Linked DNA regions of Homo sapiens: region 2 is linked to region 1. The links are chromatin loops, found by intact Hi-C in ENCODE. Cell type or tissue: CD4-positive, alpha-beta T cell. All regions are shown on one strand. Each heading gives the region's core, and the rest is flanking DNA. Links, peaks and the distances in the headings are about the cores only.

What was found. A loop is a pair of places that touch in the nucleus more often than their neighbours do. Peaks named below come from ENCODE experiments on the same cell type or tissue, not always from the same donor. Only the 100,000 strongest peaks of a DNase experiment are listed, where the experiment ranks them.
Region 2: it touches region 1 in a loop (3-fold over the local background); 1 of 110 quality-filtered maps calls a loop at or near these places.

Annotation. Positions count from the first base shown.
Region 1 is chr7:105,922,213-105,927,595 of GRCh38, reverse strand. No RefSeq gene overlaps it. Among named protein-coding and RNA genes, the nearest start is that of CDHR3, 38 kb to the left of the region's middle. In CD4-positive, alpha-beta T cell, for the core only: no CTCF peak of the experiment used is centred there; a DNase peak (open chromatin) is centred at 2,585.
Region 2 is chr7:105,694,695-105,700,077 of GRCh38, reverse strand. The region is part of intron 3 of ATXN7L1 (ataxin 7 like 1); the gene reads left to right. Among named protein-coding and RNA genes, the nearest start is that of EFCAB10, 120 kb to the right of the region's middle. RefSeq lists a silencer at 2,862-3,156 and enhancers at 2,481-3,242, 4,007-4,770. In CD4-positive, alpha-beta T cell, for the core only: no CTCF peak of the experiment used is centred there; no DNase peak of the experiment used is centred there.

The sequences.
Region 1 (5,383 bases), core at 236-5,235:
ACTTTATACTCCTACCAGAAACAAATGAGAGTTCCAGTTGGTCTGCATCCTTGCCAACATTTGGTGTTGTCATTTTTAAATTTTAGCCATGTTAGTAGGTTTTAATTCACATTTCCCTTATGACTACTGATGTTAAATGCCTTTTTATGTATTTACTGATCATTTACAAATTTTCCTTTGTGAAGTGCCTGTTCAAGCTTTTTGATCAATTTCTTCTTTTTATTACTCAATTGTAGCAATTGCTAATCTATACTGGTTATAAGTCCTTTGTCAGATATATGTGTAGCAAATATTTTCTGCCAGTCTGTGATTTGTTTCTTTTTCTTAACAGTAGCTTTTGATGAACAGGAATGTTTAATTTTGATGAAGCTCATTTTAATACTTTTTTCTTTTATGATTATATGGAGAACATAAACATGAGAGATTTTTTTATGATTAACTGGAAAACCATACCCTAGAGGTTTGATTTCTCCATTTTAATGTGCAGCCAGGGTTGAGAACCCCGTCCCTAAAACAAAATATGACTTAAGAAGCAGAGGGCTCTAAAAAAATGAAATTCTGGAAATACAGTAAGGCATAATCCAGATGAACACAAGGGAGGAGGTACTTAAACTCCTGAGCTGTGTGTCAGTGCAGGGAGCATTTCACTATGCAGGTAGAGGGGAGCACAGACAAAGGACAGTACAGGAGAGGCTGGGTCATGGTCACAGCTCTGACCTCAGGCCTGTGCAGTGCTCAGATAGCAAAACATGGACCTTGTAAAATTGTGTTTCAGGTAAGAAGATGAACAAAGGAAGGTGATGGCCTGGGGTAGATGGTGGAACAGATGATGACACTGCCCAGCTGCAATTTTACTCTAGCCTTGCCATCTGGAAGCAAAATCTCCAATATTAGTGGAGCAGAACACAGATGGTTAAGAGAGAACAGAAGCTAAAGATGGATGGACAGAGATTTAGGGAGCCCCGAGCAGCCCAAATGAGTTCAGGTCTCCAGGCCCCATGAATTACAGCCCAGGGAACAGGAAGACCTTTCAGAGGTAATTGAGGAATCACACCGTAATCTCTGAAAATCACTGAGCAAGGGAACAGTGCCAGAAAACTCAAGGTAAGAAAATGTTCCAGGTTTTTAAAATGGGGCTGTCAGAAACTGTCAGGCCACAGCAGTGTCCAGCATCTGCCCCAGGAATGTGGCCCTTGAAGCCTGGGCAGCCCCAGGCAGCTGTCCAGGAAGTTCAAACCCTCTCCAGCTGCAAATAAACAGCATTGACTACAAATCCCGTTGACATGCCTCTCCTCTCTGGGATAACGCTTGTGAACACATGCCCCACCCAGCCCTGCTTCACAACACTTGTAGCTTCTTTTACAATAGTCGTAATTCTGTCACTAATGATTATACTTATTGAGCACATACTATATGCTTGGCTAGTTATCTCTCAAATTCTAAAACTCTTGAGTCCTCAAGAATACACATTCAGCCCAGATCTCCAAAGGCCCCAGTTTGAAAATCACTGGATTAAAAGTTAAGAGTTGGTAAGCGGATTTTAAAAACTGCGATACATCCGGACAATAGAGTATCATTCAGTACTAGAAAGAAATGAGTTGCCAAGCCATGAAAAGACATGAAAAGACATGAAAGAAGCTTAAATGTGTACTACTAAGTGAAAGAAGCCAATCTGAAAGGCTACGTACTGTCTTTATTATCCCAACTGTATGACATTCTGGAAAAGGCAAAACGATGGAGACAGGAAAAAGATCAGTGGTTGCCAGGGATTGGGAGGGGGAAAGGATGAATAGACAGAGCACAGATAATTTTTGCAGCAGCACAACTACAGATACACCTTGTTTTATTGCACTTCACTTTATTTCCCTTTGCAGATATTGCATTTTTTCTTTAATGAAGGTTTGTGGCAACCTTGTGTTGAGCAAGACCTATCAGTGCAATTTTTCCAACAGCATGTGCTCACTTCATGTCTCTGGCTCACATTTTTGTAATTCTTGCAATATTTCAATATTATATCTGCTATGGTGATCTGTGATCAGTGGTCTTTGATGTTACTATTGTAATTGTTTGGGGGTGACACAAACTGCACCCATATAAAGTGTCAAACCTAATAAATAAATATATGTGTGTGCTTCCTGCTCCAGAAACCAGCCATTTTCCCATCTCTTTCCTCTCCTCAGGCCTCCCCATGCCCTGAGACACAAAAATATTGAAATTAGGCCAATTAATAACCCTATAATGGCCTCTAACTGTTCAAGTGGAAGGAAGAATCACACATCTCTCACTTTCAATCAAAAGCTAGAAATGACTAAGCTTAGTTGAGGAAGGCATGCCCAAAGCTGAAACAGGCCAAAAGCAGGGCCTCTTGCTCCTGTTAACCAAGTTGTAAATGCAAAAGAAAAGTTCTTAAAGGAAATTAAAATTGCTACTCCAGTAACCACACAAATCATAAGAAAGTGAAACAGCCTTGTTGTTGACATGAAGAAAGTTTTAGTGGTCTAAATAGATCAAACAAGCCACGACATTCTCTTAAGCCCAAAGCCTAATTCAGAGCAAGTCTCTTCAGTACAATGAAGACTGAGAGAGGTGAGGAAGCTGCAGAAGAGAAGTTTAAAGCCACCAGAGGGTGGTTCATGAGGTTTAAGGAAAGAAGTCATCTAGTTAACATAAAAGACATCTTTGTGCACATAAAAGTGCAAGATCCAGAATATCTAGCTAAGATCATTGATGAAGGTGGTTACATTAAACAACAGATTTTCAACTTAGACAAAACAGCTTTCTATTGGGAGAAGATGCCATCTAGATGCCACCTAGAACTTGTATAGCTAGAAAGGAGAAGTCAATACCTGGCTTCAGACTTCAAAGAACAGACTGACTCTCTTGTTATAGGCTAAGGCAACTGGTGACTTTAAGTTGACGCCAATGTTCATTCACTATTTAAAAAATCCTAGGGATCTTCAGAATTAGGCTAAATCTGCTTTGTGCTCTATAAATGGAATAACAAAGCCTAGATGACAGCACACCTTTTTACAGCATGGTTTTACTGAATATTTTAAGTCCACTGTTGAGACCTACTCAGAAAAAAAGATTCCTTTCAAAATATTACTGTTCATTGACAATGCACTGGTTACGTAAGAGCTCTGATGGAGATGTGTAAGGAGATTAATGATGTTTTCATACTTGCTAACACAACATTCATTCTGCAGCCCATGGATCAATATATAATTTCAACTTTCAAGTTTTACTATTTAAGAAATATAATACATTTCATAAAGCTACAGCTGTCATAGACAGTGATTCCTCTAATGGATCTAGACAAGGTAAATTGAACACCTTCTGGAGATGATAACAATAGTTATGAGCTAAAAAAATCACCAAAAAATCTCATAATGTTTTAAGAAAGTTTACAAATTTGTGCTGGGCCACATTCAAAGCCATCCTGGGCCACATGGAGCCTGTGGGCCATGGGTTGGACAAGCTTGATCTAGGCTCTTCTTAGCTTGGTTTTGTTTGTGTGCTTCTCCATTCATTCCAGCTGTGTTGCTGCCAGAACCCCTGACCTACCCTCAGCCCAGTCCTCAGTCTTAATTCCTATCCCTGCTCACCCAGTTCTTGCCAACCTTATTCTAGCTAGTTATCCTCCTAACCAGCATTATGGGTACCTCCAGCTTTGATTCCACCCCTACCTGTGTACCCAGCTACACTCAGCCAGGCCTTACTCAGCCCAGCCCAGAAGAATAAGTCAGGGCCCTGTCCTAGTATAATTCCGAGTCACAACAGTTTGAGCCATGAAACAGAAAAACCCATGACTCCTTCTGCTGCTGCTGGAGGAAACCATGTCTTCTCAGGGAAAATTTGTCAGCTACCCAGTGGGAGTGAGAATCGCCAGGCAGAGCTCCAGGGATCTTCGTGGCAGTCGTTACATCTTCTGTCTATGAAAGTGAAGCAATGCCTTCCAGAAATCAGGTGGATGCTATGGCATAGTAAAAATAAGAGGCCATTAACTGAGCTCCATGTCCCCAAGTCCCAGTGACAGTCTACTTAGGGGCCTCGGAGAACCTGGGAAGGGTCGAGGCATTCTCATTTGAGTCAAGGCTAACACCATGAATGCCAAGGCCATTAATGATTCTATATTTGAGAGCATGTTCAGTCCTCAGAAGCTGTGATCCTGATTTCCTTCTCCCCGATGAGCATTTCCACCAGCCTCACAATTATACCTCTGAGCTGGTGCAGGGCTACTGATCCCATGGTACGCACCCATCACCCCCACCCCCCTGATGCCCCGCATCAAAGAGTTCATCCAGACCAAGTTTTTAGCCATAGTTTATTATCCATTCATCTCCTTCAGTCCCCTCTGAAAAAATAAAACCACGGAGGTGAAGCTGTAAAATGGCTAGAAGGCTTTCAATGATACAGTCATGCATGACTGCTGCTCATTCTTAGCATGTTCTCTACTGGATTCACCTGCAAAGGCCCTACAATTGCCCAGATACATAACAGGCAGAAGAAGAGAATAACACTCTGGGCTCAGCCTAGTCACGAAGCAAGGTTTCTATGTTTGGCAAATAACAGTTTTATTACAATTTGGCTTCATACATAATTATCCACAGTTAAGAATGCACCAATTTGTGATCATGAATATTTCATCCTTGTGACAGTTGTATTTTCAAAATAAATTATTTAGTCATCCTCCACTGTATAAAAGGTGTATTCATTTCCCATTGCTACTGTTACAATTCCCACAAACTTAGCATGTTCAACAACATATAGTTATTATCTTAGAGTTCTATAGGTCAGAAGCCCAATACAGGTCTCACCAGGTTAAAATCAAGGTGTAGACAGGGATGTATGCATTTTGGTAGCTCTGCAGAGAATACGTTTCCTTCTCTTTCCCAGCTTCTAGAGCCTGCCTGCATTCTTCGGCTTGTGGTCTCTTCCTCTATCTTCAAAGCCAACAATGTTGAATCTCTCTGACCGTTCTTACATTGGTTGCGTTTTTCTCTGTGACCACAGCAGGGAAAAGTTCTCCACTTTTAAGAACTTGTGTGATTACATGAGTCCCACTGGGATTATCCAGGATAGTCTCCCCATCTCAAAATCCTTCACTTATTCACATCTGCAAATCCCCTTTGTCATGTAAGGTAATGTATTCCCAAATTCCGGGGATTAGGAAGTGAATATCTTTGGGAGGTCATTTGCCTACTGCAAAATTAAAGGATAATCTTAACACCATTCATACTTTAAGTGCCTCTCATAATGCCAGGGCTTGTGAATTAGAGTTTATGAGACTGGTATCATATATCTCAATTTTTTAAGGGAAAGACCATCTTTCACCTATTAGGCTTATCATCAGCACAGAACCAATTATTTGTCAAAGAGTATT
Region 2 (5,383 bases), core at 160-5,159, 230 kb after region 1:
ATGGGAACCCAGCCAGGAGCTCAGAGCGGCTCGGAGGGGCTCTGAGTCGCTGCTCCTCAGCTCCACGCCATGGTCCAGGGCACCTTCAGGCTGTCATTGAGAAACAGTTTACTCTCAGTTTATACATAATACCAGCAAACTTGATGGTCTGATTTCCAAGTTCAGGAAATTAGAACTCTAAGGAGGATTGTGGGGGCAGGCCTTCACATAAAAAGAAGTGACACCAGACTGCAGGAAAATACAGGTAAAAGCCAGAAAGCGGGGAAGCTGAAAGTCCTTGCATTCTTTCTCAGTGTTTGCAAACCATAGGCACCACCCATGATGATGGGGCAATCATCATGGTTTAGTGAATCCTGACCAACATTTTAAACAACAGAAGACAAGAGATCACAGTGCTTTTTAGGTAGTGAAGATAAGTATTATCTTTGGGAACTTGTGTCTCATCTACATATCTGCAATACTAGGTTGCACTGTAAAATTCATTTCTTAAGGTAAATTAGGGTCAAAAAGTTTGACAGCTGCAGTCGTAGGCTCTAAAGTCATAATTTTATAGCAATTAATGCTTGTAACAGTGACTTTGAGTTATCAAAAAAGGATCAAGTAACATTCAAAGTATACCACTTAAGAAATCAAAATACAGTGGAATGGCCGAGCATGATGGCTCATGCCTGTAATTCCAGCACTTTGGGAGGCTGAGGCAGGCAGATCACCTGAGGTCAGGAGTTTGAGACCAGCCTGGCCAACACGGCAAAATCCTGCCTCTACTAAAAATACAAAATTAGCTGGGCGTGATGGTGCATGCCTGTAATCCCAGCTAGTTGGGAGGCTGAGGAAGGAGAATCACTTGAACCTGGGAGGCAGAGATAGCAGTGAGCCGAGATTGCACAACTGTGCTCCAACCTGGGTGACAGAGCAAGGTTCCACCCCAAAAAGAAAAAAAAAAAGTACAGTGGAATGAAGATCTTTTGGAAAGAGCCCTGTTCCACTGTGGCTACAATCTTTTTAAAGATTTGGCATTATAAATTTTAAATGGAAAGGCTTTCTGCCTTCTCCCTAACTTGAACCACAAACAACTTTTTAGAAACACCAAATTTGATGCATATTTAATATAAAGATATTCACTTTCCAGATATGCCTAGTAAGGTATATATATATATCTTTTTAATTCAGATTAAGAGAGACTTCATTTGTTCATGCAAAACACGTATTTAAAACACATAGCAAAGTTTCTATGCTCTGGCTAGCATGCAAAGATAGCTGAGACTCAGAACCTGCCCTCAGGGAACTTCAGTCCAGTGGTCTGGATTCCAGTCAACCCACATCTAAGATCTTTATCATAAAGTCATCTTTCAAACTGTAATGCAGTACTGGCTAAGGCTGGCTGACATTGATACTCACTCTCCCCCAGAATCTGGTGTATGGCCAAGCACGGTGGCTCACGCCTTTAATCTCAGCACTTTGGGAGGCCGAGGCAGGCAGGTCACTTGACCCCAGGAGACGAGCATGAGCGGCATGGCAAAACTCCATCTCTACAAAAAATAAAAAATTAGCTAGGCATGGTGGTGCATGCCTGTGGTCCCAGCTACTCAGGAGGCTGAAGTGGGAGGATCACTTGAGCCCAGGAGGTCAAGGCTGCAGTGAGCAATGGTCACACCACAGCACTCTAGCCTGGGTGACAGAGCAAGACCCTGTCTCAAAAAATTTATTTTTAAAAAAGAAAAATCTAGCATATGTAGCCCCATCGATGCAAAACTGACATTGTGACATCAGTTACAATGTCTTGGTTTGTGGGTCCACATCACAAAGGATTAAGCCAAAATCTAGTTGCAGGTATGATCAGGCAAGACTGGCTTAGTCCCTGTGAATCCAGGTAACAGGGCACAAGTGAGGCGTGTTGAGCTGAGTGCGGACACGACTGGGAAGTCTGCATGGCAATGTCAGGCACTAGAGCCCAAGCATTGAAGCCAAGCCTGCAACCAATAGCCCCCACAGCTACCAACATGCTTTCCTTGCCTCTGTATCTCCCAAAAGCTCAGTCTCCATCCTGTGTTGGCTCCATCCTCTTCTTGGCCAGCTTTCCACATGTCCAGACCATGTATAAAGACAGTGCTCGTCCCTGCCCAGCTTCCTCTTCCACATATGGAGTCAGGCAGCTGCCTTCGCTCGGAGGAGTATAAACATCCAGGGCATGGGCACAGGGCCCCAGCTGTTGCAGGAAGTCAGGGACCCCAAACAGAGGGACCGGCTGAAGCCATGACAGAAGAACGTGGATTGTGAAGATTTTATGGACATTTATTACTTCCCCAAATTAATACTTTTGTAATTTCTTATGCCTGTCTTTACTGCAATCTCTAAACGTAAGTTGTGAAGATTTCATGGACACTTATCACTTCCCCAATCAATACCCTTGTGATTTCCTATGCCTGTCTTTGCTTTAATCTCTTAATCCTGTCAGCCGAGAAGGATGTATGTCGCCTCAGGACCCTGTAATAATTGCATTAACTGCACAAATTGTATAGCATGTGTGTTTGAGCAATATGAAATGTGGGCACCTTGAAAAAAGAACAGGATAACAGCAATTGTTCAGAGAGTAAGAGAGATAACCTTAAACTCTGACCGCAGGTGAGCCGGGCGGAACAGAGCCATATTTATCTTCTTTCAAAAGCAAATGGGAGAAATATCGCTGAATTCTTTTTCTCAGCATGGAACGTTCCTGAGAAAGAGAACGTGCACCTAGGGGGGTAGGTCTCTGAACTGGCCCCTCTGGGGCGTACCTGTCTCTTATGGTCGAGATTGCAGCGGTGAGATAGACTCCAGTCTCCCATAGCGCTCCCAGGCTTATTAGGAAGAGGAAATTCCCACCTAATAAATTTTGGTCAGACCGGTTGATCTCAAAACCCTGTCTCCTGATAAGATGTTATCAATGACAATAGTGCCCGAAACTTCATTAGCAATTTTAATTTTGCCTCGGTCCTGTGGTCCTGTGATCTCGCCCTGCCTCCACTTGTCTTGTGATATTCTATTACCCTGTTAAGTACTTGATGTCTGTCACCCACACCTATTCGCACAGTCCCTCCCCTTTTGAAAATCCCTAATAAAAACTTGCTGGTTTTTGTGGCGTGTGGGGCATCACGGATCCTACCAACGTGTGATGTCTCCCCCGGACGCCCAGCTTTAAAATTTCTCTCTTTTGTACTCTGTCCTTTTATTTCTCAAGCTGGCCGACACTTAGGAAAATAGAAAAGAACCTACGTGATTTTCGGGGCAGGTCCCCCATTACCCAGCTTCATCCTCCGTGGGGTGGATGTACTGAGCTCTCCAGCATTTTCCAAACTCCCTTCTCTGTCTGCATTAGCAAAACAGCGTTTGTCTGGTTTGTGGTGGAACTGCTTTGGTTAAGCATGCCAGTACTAATTACAACAGATTCCTGCTAATATTCCACATCTCTCCATTAGCGCATTTTAATGTGATATTACAAGTTCAGTGGCTAGGCCTCATGGACTTTCAGAAGTTCTGATTTTAAATAGCCTACCCTATCTTTCCTTATTATGCCAATGCTTGTCAAATCATGGGTCCTTCTTTTTTGGCTTAAAAAAAGTGGGGGTGGATGGGTGGGGCTCTATGATCAAAGAAGTCACATGTTACGTGGAAATATTCTCCTCACTTTATGTCTTGCAAGCAAACGAGTTTCCGTGCCAAGACTGTTCTGATTCACCTAGCACCCATATTCTTTCAGGCAGCATGGATGCAAATGTCCTCTGGTTACCAAAACCACCTGAAGAAACCCCCTTGAGAGTGAGTATTCACTAGCAGTGGGAAGCACTACATATACCTCCCGCCAAGCTGCAGAGCATTTCCAGTCAACAGGAGCACATAGATTTCATTAGTCTTCATGACCTTCATAACAGTCAACGTGAAGTCCACCTTGACACCCAACTTCCCTGACCTTCGGGTGTATGTTTTCTTGTGTTGTACTTTCAGGGAGAAAGAAGTGTGACAGGCAGATTTATAAGGGCGTGGCAGAACGTTCTGTAACTTCCTAACCATCAGCTCCTGACAGGCTCCCCTCTGCATTCTACATTCAATATCTTTGATCTTGGCCCCCCAAGCCTTCACTTCCTGACAAACACCTCTATTCATCCCTACCTGCAAACCTCCTGGCCATCTGCAGTAACCCACCACCCTGTCCCTCAGAGCAAATGCCCAACGCCTGCAGTGAACCTGCTCAGCCTGTATCACATAAAAGTAGTATCAGGCCAGATTAAGCTGTGCGTGTGTCCATTTGGCATGGGCAAAGGAACATGACAGTGGAAACCTACATTTGGTCCAATATTTTCAGTGACCTCTGTTGCAAAGAACTCAGCAAAGGCCTAACTTTGAAACACCTTTTAGAGAAGCGATCCCCCAAACCATGTGCTAAGCTAGATCCCCTCTACATGTGCAGTGGTGCACCGTGGATATACAAGCTTCATAATGTACAGCTGTCAGGCCTGCTGGGACATTCCACTTCGCTGCAACTTAGACTAGTATTTGGTAAGGAACCAGGGGTTGGCATTTAGGTGAACTGATCAAATCAAAGGATGGGGTGCAAACTGGATCAAGACGATTGTTTTCCATTGAAATAGTAGCTCTGGAGTGCAGATGTCCGAAGCTCCCCCCACACTGTGGAAAGGAACCCTTCTGTGTTAGGCACATTCACTATGAAACACTAGAAAAGCCATGAAGACAGGGAATGTTGAGAAAATTGAGGGCGATGTTGTGCTTTTATTTTATTTAATGTTTATTTATTTTGAGACGGAGTCTTGCTCTGTCACCCAGGCTGGAGCGCAGTGGTGTGATCTCGGCTCACTGCAACCTCTGCCTCCTGGATTCAAGCAATTCTCCTGCCTCAGCCTCCCGAGTAGCTGGGACTACAGGCACCGGCCACCACGCCCGGCTAATTTTTGTATTTTTAGTAGAGATGCAATGGTGTGATCTCGGCTCACTGCAACCTCCGCCTCCCAGATTCAAGCAATTCTCCTGCCTCAGCCTCCTGAGTAGCTGGGACTACAGGCACCGGCCACCACGCCCAACTAATTTTTGTATTTTTTGGAGAGACAGGTTTCAGCATGTTGGCTGGGCTGGTTTCGAACTCCTGACCTCAGGCAATCCACCGCCTCAGCCTTCCAAAGTGCTGGGATTACAGGTGTGAGCCACCGTGCCTGGCTGAGGTTGTGCTTTTAGAGTCAAACAACTCCATTGGCCTTTTTAGTTTTATCATTGTTTTCTCTGGAAGCGCCATAGAGGGAAGCAAGGAGGGCCGGGCCAGGAGTTGGAAGACCTAGGGCTGTTTGTGGTTTGCAGTGTGGCCCTGGCCAAATCACATAGCCTCTCCAAATCCCAG